Linked DNA regions of Homo sapiens: region 1 is linked to region 2. The links are chromatin loops, found by intact Hi-C in ENCODE. Cell type or tissue: GM12878. All regions are shown on one strand.

The links. Hi-C counts contacts between places; a loop is a spot of excess contacts. Peaks named below come from ENCODE experiments on the same cell type or tissue, not always from the same donor. Only the 100,000 strongest peaks of a DNase experiment are listed, where the experiment ranks them.
Region 1: it touches region 2 in a loop (2.7-fold over the local background); 1 of 110 quality-filtered maps calls a loop at or near these places.

Annotation. Positions count from the first base shown.
Region 1 is chr7:17,150,939-17,155,938 of GRCh38, forward strand. The region is part of intron 1 of LOC107986772 (a long non-coding RNA gene); the gene reads left to right. The region is part of intron 7 of LOC101927609 (a long non-coding RNA gene); the gene reads right to left. Among named protein-coding and RNA genes, the nearest start is that of AHR, 150 kb to the right of the region's middle. In GM12878, no CTCF peak of the experiment used is centred here; a DNase peak (open chromatin) is centred at 1,994.
Region 2 is chr7:17,400,126-17,405,125 of GRCh38, forward strand. The region is part of intron 1 of LINC02888 (long intergenic non-protein coding RNA 2888); the gene reads left to right. Among named protein-coding and RNA genes, the nearest start is that of LINC02888, 28 kb to the left of the region's middle. In GM12878, no CTCF peak of the experiment used is centred here; DNase peaks (open chromatin) are centred at 2,316 and 2,926; H3K4me3 peaks cover 1,107 bases; H3K27ac peaks cover 1,867 bases.

The DNA.
Region 1 (5,000 bases), 250 kb before region 2:
TAACCTAGAAAACTGGGCTCTTTTTTTCCCCATGTTCTTGTCCAGGAGAGTGGTCTCTCCCTGACAAGCCACTTGCATTTCTCACTGCCCCAACTCCCAGGCTCTCAGCTGTAGAATCTCTATTTAGGCCAGCATGGCCGATAGATCTTGGGCTCCCTGTACCCATTTCCCACTCACAAGGTGGAAGTGCTGGCCCAGCCATGGAAGACTGAGAATACCAAACCCTAATCATTCCTGCTCCAGCTCATTAGTGAGAGCAGAGATTTCATGTCAGAAGAAGCTAGCAGAGAAGACCAGAGACTCAAGTCCCAGGCCTGTGAACTGTCAGAGGGGTATTGTTTTGGTGTTTTTGATTGTTTGTTTGTTTGTTTTGAGATGGAGTCTCACTCTGTCGCCCAGGCTGGAGTGCAGTGGAATGATTTCGGCTCACTGCAACCTTTGCCTCCTGGGCTTAAGCGATTCTCCTGCCTCAGCCTCCTGAGTAGCTGGGATTACAGGCACCCACCAACATGCCCAGCTAATTTTTGTATTTTTAGTAGAGATGGGGTTTCACCATGTTAGTCAGGCTGGTCTCGAACTCCTGACCTCGTGATCCACCCGCCTCGGCCTCCCAAAGTGCTGGGATTACAGGCATAAGTCACCTGCGCCTGGCCGGGGGTATCATTATAAGAGAAGCTAGCCACTGTCCCCACCCCCAGCTCAGGAGAAGTGGTGCAGAGTTTCCTCCCGAAGGCAAACAGCAGCATGTAGGAAGAGGGAACTCCATAGCTCTCTCTAGGGGAACTGACTTTATTTGGAACAGAACATGGGAAGCTTTACTCTTAAATGTGTTCTCAAAAACACTGGAAATTTCAGTGGTTAACATTAAGAGGATGAGAAGACTATAGATCAACTTATAGGCAAGATACACAAAAATATATAAACTCCTAAAACTCAATAAGAAAATAAACAACTCAATTTAAAAATGGGGAAAAGACCTAAACAACCACCTCACAAAAGAAGATAAAAAGGTATATCTCAAATAAATATATGAAAAGTTGTTCAAAATTATTTCATGAAATTTCAAATAAAAACAAGATATGGCTATATATGTATTAGAATGGCTAAAATCCAAAAATCTGATAACACCAGGTAATGCTGGTGAGGATATATAGTAAACAGGGACTGTAATTCCTATTACTGGTAGGAATGCAAAATGGCATAGACAGGCAGTTTTTTTTAATCAAGGTAAACAGTCCCACCATTTGATCCAGCAACCACACTCCTGTGTATCTACTCAAATGAGTTGAAGCCTGGGCACAGTGGTTCATGCCTGTAATCCCAGCACTTTGGGAAGCCTAGGCAGGAGGACTGCTGGAGTCCAAGAGTTTGAGCCCAGCATAGGCAATATGGCAAGATTCAGTCTCTACAAAAAAAATAAAAAAAGTTAGACAGGCTTGCTGTCATGTGTCTGCAGTCCTAGCTACTCAGGAGGCTGAAGTGGGAGGATTGTTAAGGCCAGGGAGGTCGAGGCTGCAGTGAACGGTGATCACGCTGCTGCACTCCAGCCTGGGTGACAGAGCAAGACCCTGTCTCAAAAAAATAAATAAATAAACCAATGAATGAGTTGAAGTTATGTCTACACAAAAATCTGCATGTGAATGTTCATAGCAGCTTCATTTACAATTGCCAAAAACTGGAAGCAGCCAACATGTCATTCAATAGGTGAGCAGATAAATGTGGCCTATCTATACAACGAAATATTGTTATAACTTGAATGTTTGTCCCCTCCCAAACTCATGTTGAAATTTAATTGCCATTGTAACAATATTAAGAGATGGGACTTGTAAGAGGTGATACGGCCATGAGAGCTCTGCCGGCATGCATGGATTCCTTGTAAAAGGATGAGTTCAACCCCCTTGCGTCTCTCTCTTGCCCTCTCTCTGCCCTCTGCTTTCTGCCATGGGATGACTTGGCAACAAGGCCACCAGATGTCAGCCCCTTAATCTAGGACTTTCCAGTCTCTGAAATTGTGAGGAAATAAGTTTCAGTTCTCTATAAATTACCCAGTCTGTGGTATTTTGTTACAAGAGCACAAGATGAACTAAGATAAGTATTATCTAGAGATAAAAAGAAATGAGCTATTAAGCTATGAAAGACATGAAGGAAACTTAAATGCATATCGTTAAGTGAAAAAAGCCAGTATAAAAAGGCTATATACTGTATCTTCCCAACTACATGACATTGTAAGAAATGCAAAACTATATATAGAGACAGAGAAAAGATTAGTGTTTTTCAGAAATTCAGGGGGAGGGATGACAGTTATAGCACAGGAGATTTCTTAGGGCATTGGAACTATTCTATGTGATATTATAATGGTAGATACGTGGCATTTCACATTAGTCAAAACACATACAACTGTACAGCACAAAGAATGAACCCTAAAGCAAACTATGGACTTCAAATCCTCACCAGTATTGGTATTACTGAGTCTTTGGATTTTAGCCATAGTTAATAATGTATCAATATTGTTCCACTGATTGTAACATCAGTTGTAACAAATGTGCTACACTAATGCAAGATGTTAATAATAGGAGAAACTGGGGAGGTAAGAAGTGATGGAATATATAGGAGCTCTCTGTACTATCTGTTCAACAAAATCTTAATAAATGAAAAACAGCTGATGGAATGTAATAAGAAAGGTTTCTCAAAAGGCGCCCCCCACCCCCGCCATTTTTTGCCATGTGGACCATGCCATGTTTTGGCATGATTACTTTCAACATCTTTGTAATTTTACCACGTTTACTTTCAACATCTTTGTAATTGTCTATAGTCAGCTCTGAGAGATGACACATAAGATTTTGACCTGATGTCAGACTCCTCAATGATGAATCAACTACAGTGTTTCCCATTTCTTATAAGAGCTAACTTAGCTCTAGAAACCAAATTACCAAAATCAAGAAGAAAAGATAGGATGTCACTACCACCTTAAAGCAATTTTTAAAAATAATTATAAGGGAATACTCTGAGCAATTGAATGCTAACAAATGAGTTAACATAGATGAAATGGACAAGTTCCTAGAAGGACACAAACTACTGAATCTAACTCAAGAAACTGAAAATCTGAATCTACCTATAATAAGAAATAGATTGAATTAGTAATTGAAAACCTGTCCACAAAGAAAAGTACAGGCAAAAATGACTTCACTGGTGAATTTTACCAAACGTTTAAAAGTGAATTAATGCCAATCCCCAACAAACTCTCCAAGAAACAGAAGATGTTTTCCAATTTTGTCTATGAGGCCAATATTACCCTAATACAAAACCTGAAAAGGCATCATGAGAAAAGAAAGTGAAAGTGACAAATCAATATCTCCTAAAATATAGGTGCAAAATCATTAACAAAACACTATCAAAATGAATGTAGCAACACATACACAAAAGGATTACACATCAAGACCAAGTGAGATTTATTCAGGAGTCCATGGTTCGTTTAACACCCCAAAATAAATCAATGTAATAGAATATATTACAAAAATCACATGTCAATTGATCAATAAGAAGCATTTGACAAACAAAATATCCTTTCATGTACAAGTGTGCAACAAACTAAGAGAAAGGACCTTTCTTAATCATAAAATCTATGAAAAAGTCCATAGCTGTCATCATATTTGATGGTGAAAAATAGAGAGCTTTTCACCTAAGATCAGGAACGAGACAAGGATGCCTATTCTTTCCACTTCTATCCATGACAGTACTAGGTGTTCTATCCAAGGAAATTAGGCAAGAAAAAGTAATAAAAGGAATCTAGATAGGAAAGGAAAAAATTAAACTATCTCTAATCGAAGATGACATGACCTTGTATATAAATAATCCTAAGGAATAAAACAAACTCTAACAACTAACAAACAAGTTCAACAAGGTTTTAGGATACATCAATATGCAAAAATCAGTGGTATTTCTCATATAAATGTGTTCAGCCCCTGTCCCACATCCATGGATTTAACCAACTGCAGACTGAAAATATTTGAAAAAAAATTGTACTGAACATGTACAGAATTTTTCTTGGTCCCTAAATAGTATAACAACAATTTATATAATATTTACATTGTATTAGGTATCATAAGTAATCTAGAGATGACTTAAGATATAGAAAAGATGTGCATAGGTTATATGAAAATACTATCCCATTTTATATTAGGATTTGAGTGTCCACTGATTTCGGTATTTACATGAGGTCTTAGAAACAATTCCTCATAGATAACAAGGGACAACTCTACATTAACAATCAGGAAATGAAATTAAGAAAGCAATTCCATTTACAATAGCACACAAAAGAATAAAATAACTATAATTAAATTTCACAAAAGAAATGCAATACTTGTCAACTGAAAACTACCATAAAACATTGTCAAAAGAAATTAAAGAAGACATAAATAAATGGAAAGACATCCTATGTTTACAGGTAAGAAAACTTAACATTGTTAAAATGCTAATACAATCCTCCCTTGATATTTGTGGGAAGATTGGTTTCAGGAGCCCCTGTGGATAGCACATGCATATCTGTGCAATAGAATGTTATTTGGACATAAGGAATGAAGTATTGATATATACTATAATTTGAATGAACTTTGTCCATTATGTTGACTGAAACCACTATAGTAAGAGAAAAGTTACACAAGACTGCATATTGTGTGATTCTATTTATATGAAATGTCAAGAGTAGGCAAACCTAAAGAGATAGAGCATAGATTAGTGGTTACCTAGGACTGTGGTTGTGACTGCTAATGGATATAGGGTTTCTTGCTAGGGTGATGAAAATGGGCTAAAATTAGATTGTTGTGATGGTTGAATAACTCTGTGACTATAATAAAAGTCATTGAGTTGTAAACTTCAAGTGGTTAATTTTTATGGTATGTGAATTAAATCTCAATAAAAATATTATAAAAAACAGTAGGGTAACCACTTAAATAATGAGTATATGACTTCCAAACTAGTACAGGGAACAAAAGGCTCAATTG
Region 2 (5,000 bases):
ACCTTTTAACATAAAATCATCCTATTTAATTAGAAGGGTGTATGGAATAGTCTTAAGGTAAAAGGAAACATTTTCAACTTCTAATTCCTTTCTGGACATATCCTTTTAGGAGGAAGTTCTAGTGATGAGATCAAAGTATCACTTTTCCCCCAGAGGACAGTAATATCACTTTCCCTGTGAAAAACTAGTCCAGTCCATTTAAAGACAGGATTTTAGGATATATTATTCATGACTGTGCTTTTAAAAACCTAAGTGTGAGTTTTATAACTCTAAATTCAAAATTGTCTCTATGGTTTCATTTTTAGGAGTTCTGCACATAAGCTGAGCAGATCCTTTGAGTCAAAGCCTAAAATCTTAGACTTAGAGGTCAGGCATCTTCCATTTGAACCCTGGCATAGGCACGTATTTGCTGTAGGACTGGCCAGACTGTCAAATCTGTGTCTCAGTGTCCTCAGTCTTTAAATGGGGATAAAAATAGCACCAGCCTCAGATTGTAGAAGGATTAATCAAATTACCTCATGCATAACACTTAGCACAATTCCTTCTACATTATAATCACTTAATAATAAATACGAGTATAATAACAACGAAAGTAACAAATTATGTTGAAATAAATTATTTAACTCAGTACAGGCAGGGCCTAAAATGTTGACGTGACTTTCAAGTGTCTTGAGTTCTTAAGGAGAATGTAATCCCACTGCGATGGGACTGAGCCATAAACAGGCAGAGCTTTTGCTACTCCTTTAGAGCCCACCTCAGTATCCTACAGCAATCGAAGAGACAGTACAATACCCACAAACAGCAACTGAAAGCAATTTAAATCTCTAATGAGGTGTCCTGAAAAATTCTAGAGGAACATTCTACTTCTGATGCAGAGAAATACTTCCTAAAATCTTCTTTCCCTGAGACTCCTATAATTGTCTCACCAGAAAAGGAGTTGCCTTCCCTTTGCTCAGTTTGACTCAAGCTCACTCTTAGTGCAGCCCACATTGGCTTCTGTCCTCTTTCTCTTTGCACAGAAGCAGCTCTTCTGTTTATTTACTGACCCTCTGCCCTTTCCAGTCCAAAGCAATCAAGTCACAGTGGACTAATTTGAAGTCTTTTTCTCCCTTTCATCTATTATGTAACATCTACACAACAAAATTTGAGAAACATAGAAATCAGAGCTTGAACCTGGATGCCTAAACCAACATCCATCTCAGCAGGTAGAGTAGATGGTGAGATTGTGATGACCATATGTTTTTTCCTGAAGCATACGTACTACTATTTAAAGCATGGGTCATTTTCTCCTAAGACAGAACTTAACAAAACATGAGCCTTTAAATAAAGTATCAATGTATGTATAAATGAAGTCATCTCACTAGCATCATTCAGTTTGAAGAATACATTCAATGATCCAGAGCCAATATTAAATCTATAATATGAAATGGGCAGAAAAAAAATAAGACTCCAAATTATCACCTTCCCAGAAACCAACCTCTCTCTCACCAACTGCTCAGAAAAGAAGAAAGCAAATATAAAAGAAATATGACCATTTTGTTATTTTGCTCTTACATGGAATTGAAATTAAGCTATATGGAAAATTCACTAAATTCTACCGATCTATCTTTTTAAAAGGGAAATGTTAAGCAGTTCTGAAAGAGTGCACCCAGCTTCCTTTCCAAAGGATACTGCTAATGGAGTTGAACACACCCTTCCTGTCACCCCAGGTGCTAAATATGTGGAAGTTGGGAATATCTAAATGCTTGGAGATCCTGAAGATACTCCCTGAGGTGGCTATAAAAAGACTACGCTTGGCTTCTGAGAATGTAGTGGCAGACACTTTCACTTTATTTTATTTTACTTTATTTTATCATGGGAGGAAGTTTTATTGAGTCACCATCCCCCTACACCTCAACTTCTCTTTTTTAAAAATATGTGTAAGTTTTTTCTACTTCTGTCTCTCAGGAACAGGTTTTTGGTGGTTCAGAAATTTCTCCCACTTTTACCTGACTGTGGGCAACCTCAGCAACAGAGGCTCCTGGAAATATCCTCCACCTATTTTTCTCAGATGTGAGAACGGTTGACTGGAGTTATGAGGGGGAAGTGGCTGGTGCAGAAAGTTGCCAAAAGGGTGATGGAAAGTTCTTTACTGATGAAAAAAGAAAAGAATAATAATTCATATTTATCTTTTGACCAAGACAAGATAGGAACAGAGGTGCCTTTGCTTGCTTTCACCTCAAGCAGGAAGTGAGAGTCCTATTAGCCTCTGGGTTCTGGGAAGTCAACGATTTGGGGTTATTTTTCTTCCCGCCCATTTCTTTACCTTACTCATAGGTTTAATATTGACCTCTGTCTTTATCACTGAATCTGTTTTTCAAATTGAGCAATTCTCAATTTGTCAGATGATTTATTTTTTACATATACATGAATGTTTTGTTGAAACAAGACTTTCAGCGGTATCAGTCATGGGGGAGCTTAGCTGTGAACCCGGAGGTGAGAGTAAAGTCTTAGAACAAAGAGGAATTCGAAATTACGGAACATTTTTAACTTCTTTACTCAGTGGTAAAGAATGGAACATCTTTTACGTCAAACTACTGAAGTTGTGGGCAAAATTACAAGCGATGATTATGCAGGATAGGTTAGTTTTTGGCCATTTTAGGCTTTTCTTGATTTTATGGAGTAGTCTGAAAGGAGTGAGCTGGTGAGAGAATTTACTAGGTGCTGAAGCAATGAGAACTGACAGCTGATATACAGGGGAAGAGCTCCGTTTCAGTCACATTGAATTTGAGGTGCCTTTAAGAGGAGGTAATCAGGAAGAATTTGCAACAGTTCTTTAAACCCCGGTGGATATCAGAGCTAATCATGTATCCGTGGGAGTTGTCAGGGTAAATCTGATGACTGATGCCAAGAACCTCACATAAGGAGGTCAGGTGGCATGAGAAGAGATGATGAGTGAGAACACAAGCTGAGAAAGAACAGTATTTAGAGGATGGACTGAAGGACAAGTGGGGGAGTTTGAAAATGCGGAGCTGTAGAGGTAAAGGACACTGAGTATATCTGCTCTGGTCCTTTGGGGACTTTCCACAGCACTAGCTTCACCTTGGTTGCTTGCCAACTGCTGAGACAGTAAGTCCAGATTTTAGTATTTGACCCACGCTGCCTTCTCCAGATCATGCTCCTTGATATTACCTCTGAATTTGCTGAAAGAAAAACATTTCCACTCAAATATCACTTGAACATGATTTATGAGTAAAATGAATAATATTTTACTATAAAACATACAGAGGTGAGTCTCATAACGATATTCAGGGTGGCCCCAAGCTATCTTCTTTTTTTTTATTTTTAAAGTTTTCAAAATATTTTCAGGCCAAGTGTGGTGGCTCATGCCTGTAATCCCAACACTTTGGGAGACTGAGGCAAGAAGATCACTTCAACTCAGGAATTTGAGACCAGTCTGGGCAACATAGCGAGACTTCATCTCCACTTAAAAAAAAAAAAAAAAAAAAAAAACTCAAATGTGGTGGCGCACGCCTTTGGTCCCAGCTACTTGGGAGCGCTGAGGTGGGAAATCTCTTGAGCCTGGGAAATAACGGCTACAGTGAGCTTTGATCGTGCCATTGCACTCTAGCCTGGGTGGCACAGTGAGACCCTGTTTCAAAAAAAGTGAATATATTTAAGGTATACAGCAGGATGTTTTAATATAGAGAGTTAAATGACTGCTATCGTTAGCTAATTAACATACCCATCTTCTCAGGTAGTTACCTTGTGTATGTGTGTGGTGAGAATACTTGAGATATACTCTCCTATCAAATTTCATGTATATAATATAGTATTACTAACTATGGTCACTATGCTATACATTAGATCTCTAGAATGTATTCACCCTACATACCTAAAATTTTATACACTTTGACCAGCACCTTCCCTTTCTTCTCTCCCAGCCCCTTCCCCTAATAACCACCATTCTACTCTCTGCTACTGTGAATTCAGCTGTTTGAGATTCCACATCTAAGCTATCTTCTTTATTAGCCATTGCTAAAGAGTCACTGATAAGCCTGCTTCCTGTCTGTTGGGTGCAACTAAAAAGCAGACCCTTGATCTGGCATTCTGGTGGTGAAGTGACTTATAGCTCTAGAACCTCCCAACCCAAGCCATCCTACGGCAGCTGTTCTGAAGTTGACTTTTATAGCTTCTACAGAACTGTAAGCTTGCCGTTGAAAGTGGCACCTAGCCATTTATTCGCCAGTAATTATAAGCAAATGAATCAAATTTGAAGCAGGAGTGTAATAAAATCAGTAATGGATAGGATTTTAAGCAACAGGCAAACTTCTAAGAGGGGCTGGCACCCCTTTTTAAAAATAGATTAATGTCATCTGCAAACAGAGACAATTTGACTTCCTCTCTTCCTACTTGAATACCCTTTATTTCTTTCCCTTGGCTGATTGCCCCGGCCAGAACTTCCAATACTATGTTGACTAGGAGTGGTGAGAGAGGGCATCCTTTTCTTGTGCCAGTTTTCAAAGGGAATGCTTCCAGTTTTTGCCCATTCAGTATGATACTGGCTGCGGGTTTGTCATAAACAGCTCTTATTTTGAGATATGTTCTATCAATACCTAGTTTATTGAGAGTTTTTACCATGAAGGGGTGTTGAATTTTATTGAAGGCCTTTTCTGCATCTATTGGGATAATCATGTGGCTTTTGTCATTGGTTCTGTTTATGTGATGGATTACGTTTATTGATGTGCATATGTTGAGCCAGCCTTGCATCCCAGGGATGAAGCTGACTTGATTGTGGTGGATACGCTTTTTGGTGTGCTGCTGGATTCATGTCCTTTGCAAGGACACGGATGAAGCTGGAAACCATCGTTCTCAGCAAACTAAAACAAGAACAGAAAACTAAACACCGCATGTTCTCACTTATAAGTGGGAGCTGAACAATGAGAATACATGGACACAGGGAGGGGAACATCACACACCGGGGCCTGTCGGGGGCTGGGGGCTAGGGGAGGGATAGCATT